Linked DNA regions of Mus musculus: region 2 is linked to region 1. The links are chromatin loops, found by intact Hi-C in ENCODE. Cell type or tissue: left cerebral cortex. All regions are shown on one strand.

The links. Hi-C counts contacts between places; a loop is a spot of excess contacts. Peaks named below come from ENCODE experiments on the same cell type or tissue, not always from the same donor. Only the 100,000 strongest peaks of a DNase experiment are listed, where the experiment ranks them.
Region 2: a loop joins it to region 1, with 2.7 times the contacts of the local background. A loop is called at or near these places in 1 of 42 quality-filtered maps.

What each region holds. Positions count from the first base shown.
Region 1 is chr14:58,201,568-58,204,067 of GRCm38, reverse strand. No RefSeq gene overlaps it. Among named protein-coding and RNA genes, the nearest start is that of Gm33321, 98 kb to the left of the region's middle. In left cerebral cortex, no CTCF peak of the experiment used is centred here; a DNase peak (open chromatin) is centred at 1,058; H3K27ac peaks cover 240 bases.
Region 2 is chr14:58,352,134-58,354,633 of GRCm38, reverse strand. No RefSeq gene overlaps it. Among named protein-coding and RNA genes, the nearest start is that of Gm33321, 53 kb to the right of the region's middle. In left cerebral cortex, no CTCF peak of the experiment used is centred here; a DNase peak (open chromatin) is centred at 1,443.

The sequences.
Region 1 (2,500 bases):
TTAAAATCAGCTCACATGATTATCAGGTCTCAGGAGCAGCTAGTCTGAAAGCCACGGGGCAACTATAAGGCTGGAATCTCAGGCAAGAGTTGATGCTGTAGGTTTGAGACCAAATCCCATCTTCACTCAGCATCCTCAGGTCTTGCTCTTAACACTTTTCAACTGATTTGATGAGGCCAGCCACATTATAAAGGTCATATAATGTCCACTGACTACAGCTGTCAATCAAGTAACAAAATACTTTCACAGCAAGATCTATACTAGCATTTAACCAAGTACCTTGGCTTCTCAATCTAATCAATATGACACATAAATTTAAGCATCACACATGGCAAAAGTATCTTTTTTAAAAAGGAGAGGGTGACATGGGACAATTCCCACATCCCAAGCTGTACCTTGCACAAGGCAAGTGAAAAATGGGAGAGACAGGAGATGTGATAATATGTGAAGTTTCTTCAAAAGAACACATAGGATTGTCATGGTGGCACATGCACATAATTGAAACATGCAGAAAGCTGAGATATAAGGGTCTGAAGTTCAATACTAGCCTTGGCCACACAGTAAGACTTGATCAAAAGCAAGGAATGGACAGGGAGGGAGGGAGGAAGTGGGAGGGAGGAAATGAAGGAGGGAGGGAGGAGGGAAGGAGGAAGATAGGGAGCGGAGAGAGAATAGGAATTCGATGTTGGAAGTCATTTTCTTTGGTCTCAGGGTGACCAAGGCATTTCCCTGGCACTTAACAGATATTCATTTCAAATGACCATGAAAACTATTGTCCAAGCACAGAGCTGCCTCTTTCAGTTTAGTCAAAAAGCTGACCTCTGACCAAGCAATTACATCATGGCCTTTACATTTTCCTTGGCAGTATTTTGACCTCCAACATCTAAATCCCCTTAAATTTCAACAGAGGCATCAAAGCCAAAGGCCCGTGAAGTGCTGTTTTGTGCAGGAGTCTGGGCTGAGCAGTGCCATCCCTGGGAGGATGGGTGGGCGGTGCACAGAGCTATACACACATGCAGATGCATTGATGCCTTAAAAAACCGTGTGAACATTTTCATTCAGTTTAGGCAAACTTAAATAGAAGCTACTGAAATATATATGTATTATTCCTAAAAAGAAAAGCTGCAGAACAGCGAAAATGCCTTATTATCCTAAATTAGCTGCGAAAATCCCTTCAGAGACTTGACAGGAGGGAAAAAAAAAAGATTTTTCAAGGCACTGCAGAAAAGAAAATCCAAGATAAGAATAGTCATACAATACAAGTCTTGTTTCATAACACATTCACACAGCCTTTCAATACCTGGCAATTACCACACAGGAAAAAAAGATGGAACTGAACTGCTAGGAGGAAGATGAAGGACTAGGGAGAATTAATGCAAACATTTAAAATTGCTCTAAGAAGAATGCTAGTTAAGATCGCTCAGGAGATTCCTTGGGACCTTAGGCCACTCTGGCCAGAGAAACAGAAACCCTAACTGCAGATCTCCTCCTCCTCCTCCTCCTCCTCCTCCTCCTCCTCTTCCTCCTCCTCCTCTTCCTCCTCCTCCTCCTCTTCCTCCTCCTCCCCCTTCTTCTTCTTCTTCTTCTTCTTCTTCTTCTTCTTCTTCTTCTTCTTCTTCTTCTTCTTCTTCTTCTTCTTCTTCTCTCTCTCTCTCTCTCCCCTCCAAATTGACCCCCCAGTCTCACCCCCAGCTCTATAACAGACTACCTGCTATGCCTGGCCCCATGTAGTTTTTCTCCTCCATCCTTCCTCTTCATTCATCCTGTTATCCCAGCCCCCAAGTCTAGCAGGCATTCCCTGGGAACAAGTCTACCAGAGGAGTAAGTAGGCCAGCTAAGCAGGTAGGCAAGCCTCAGGTCTTCACTCCCTCTACTCTCCTCCATATCCAGTCCCCAGCTCTGTAGAAGACTATATGTAGGGCCTATCCTCACACACTGCTGCCCCCATTCCCAGGGGATTAAACAGATCTTGGTGGAACACCCTGCTTTCCTTCCTCCTGCAGGTTCCTCAGTCCCTGCTCCTAGCCCATCCCCACATTTTACTGAGAACCAATGGAGGCCACACCTAGCAGGATCCCAGGAGAATTCCCTACTAGGCAACACACAGCCAACACACCTTCCAAAGAATTAGAGAGGGTAACAGAAACCAAGAAACAAAACACCCATACAATAAAGACAAGGCCAGATATCAGCACCTAGAATTACAATCTTCCCAAACCCAGATACTCACATACCAGTATAAAAACACAATCAATAATAGCCAGGATAACACAACTTTATTAGAGCCCAGAAACCCTACCACAGTAGACATTAAGAATTGCAACAGAGGGCTGGAGAGATGGCTCAGTGGTTAAGAGCACTGACTGCTCTTCTGAAGGTCTTGAGTTCAAATCCCAGCAACCACATGGTGGCTCACAACCATCTGTACTTAGATCTGATGCCCTTTTCTGGTGTGTCTGAAGACAGCTACAGTATACTTACATATAACAATAAATAAATC
Region 2 (2,500 bases), 150 kb before region 1:
CACATTAACTAAAAGATGAGCAAGGGGGTGTGAAGGTTCATGGCAAATCCTCGGGGCAGCGTGATTCTCTCTCACCAGTACCTTCATGGCTCAGAGTATTTTCACATCAATAGGGGACAGCGTCTCAAACACCAAGTAATACAGCTTTGCATCCTTTCTGTTTAATAAAGATTTACTACGTCATAAAAAGAATTTCCAGAGTCTATTACTTATATATGCAAAGTCCTTTAAAAATAATGTGCTCAATCTGACAATTAAATACAGCAATTACAATGAATTATAGAAAGACTGGTCTAAATTAGGAAAAAGGTTGACCTACATGGTGTGTCCGTAAAAAGTATATACAATTTGAGTGTTGATGAGAAATCTACAAATATTGGCTGCCCTCAATTTAAACAAGCTGCGGTCCAAAAATGCATCTGTAAATTGTTGTTGGGAATTTAGAACATATTTTCCCACAAACGTAAAGTTATAAGTCATGGTTCGTGCTGGTTGTGTGACAAGTTAAAAAGGTATGTGGCCAAAATCTTGGTCTTTAACTGGTGGCTTCCCTGATGGGTCAAGGTTCTCCCTGTTTGGGATAGAAGGTGGGGAGGGCAGATGTGTCCTGTTTATGTTTGCACTTGAAGCCCGGGAACTGTTGGTTTAGAATGAACGGCTGTGGTCAGGAAGACCTTAGCTAACAAAGCCTATCTACTCCTGTCCAGGTCTTAGCAGTATGCTATTTCTTGTCGTGGGTAGACAGCTGTTCTAATAATCTCTTTGAGTTGCATGACAAAGCACCAGAGGTGTAACATAGCAAAAGGCATCCCAGTTCTAGACCCTGGAAGTTCAAGATCAATTTATTGCCAGGCAGGTTTCTTGAGACTTCTCCCTGCCACCCATCAGGCCCTCCGATGAAACCCCCTTCTGTACCTGCCTGCATCCAAATTTCCCTGGTTAGAAGGGCTGCATGCCATTTAGGATCAAAACCACCTAAGAAACCACAGTTAATCTTCATTCAATTCTTAAAGAGTATGTCACCACAGAAGCTCACATTCTGAAGTCCTGGAGGTTAGGAATTGAACACTGGGGGTTAGGGAATTTTGGTAGGTGGATGGAGGTTAGAGATTACGATTCAAACTTTGGCAAAGCTCATTCCTGTTTTGTTTAAAATTTTGTAGATTATTTTATTTTGTATGAATGAGTGTTTTGCCTGCATCTATATCTGTGCAACATGTGTTTGCATGGTGCTCGTGGAGGTCAGAAGAGGGCATCAAATCCATTGGACCAAATGATTGTGCACCACCATGTGGATGCTGAGAACCAAACCTTGGTCATTCCTCTTTGGACTGTGGAGCAAAGGAAAGAAAACAACATAGATCTCAAGTCTAAGAGAGGAACTGAACAGTACTGCCCAAATCTAGAGCCAAGAGGGAGTTCCCCTACTGGCAGACAGCCCTGGCTGCCCACTCATTCCAGCTGTACCAAGAGAAATCTATCTACAGAGCACTAAAATCCAAAAAAGCACAATCCCCATTCCTACCCCCACCCTCACACAACAGAGTGCCAGAGAGTAACAGTGACCCTCTGGCTGTGAGCTCCTCCCCCCAGCACTCCAGCCAATAGGCTTTTAGTCCCAACACAGGACACTGGGAGCAGGGAGAGAACCCACACTGGAACCGAGGTGCTAATTTAAGTAGGTTTGGTGAATCTATGAGAGTTATTATTCCATGTTTCACAGCAAATCCTTCCATTAAGAAAGACCGCTTTAGGCAGGAGGCAGTGGTACACGCCTATGATCCCAGCACATGGGAGGCAGAGGCAGGCAAATCTCTGAGTTCAAGCCTAGTCTATAGAGTGAGTTCCAGGAAGTCAGGGCTACACAGAGAAATCATGACTTGAAAAATAAAACAAAGCAAAACAAAAAAGAAAGAAAGAACACTTTCTGTAGCTCCCCAAGTGTGATCCCCAAGCAGTCCCTCGATGGGGCAGGCTGCCCCTTTCTACATGTTTAGAGGGAAGCTTCCAGAAATGTGCCTCCCACACCCCCAAAGGAAGGCAGTGTGCTAGGCTGTGGACCACAGCAATGCAGATACTCAGTGTAAGAGTTAATCTTCTGGCTAGAGACTAACATGGTATGTAAAATGTTTGCCTAATAAGCATAAGGACCTGACTTTGAGCCTGAAACACATATGAAAAATTAAAGAGCCAGGTACGATGGAATGTAGTTGTAATTCCAGCCCTGGGGAGGTAGAGGCAAGCAGATCCCTAGGACTTGCTGGTCAGCCAGCTTGGCCTACCAAGCAGTAAGAGATCCATCTTCAAGAAAACAGTGGACAGTGCCTGCAAAGAACACTGAACTTTGTTCTATAACACCCATATGCACATTTGAACCCTCATATATGCCAGCATTCTCTCTCTCTCTCTCTCTCTCTCTCTCTCTCTCTCTCTCTCTCTCTCTTACACACACACACACACACACACACACACACACACAAACATGAATTAGCACCTTTGG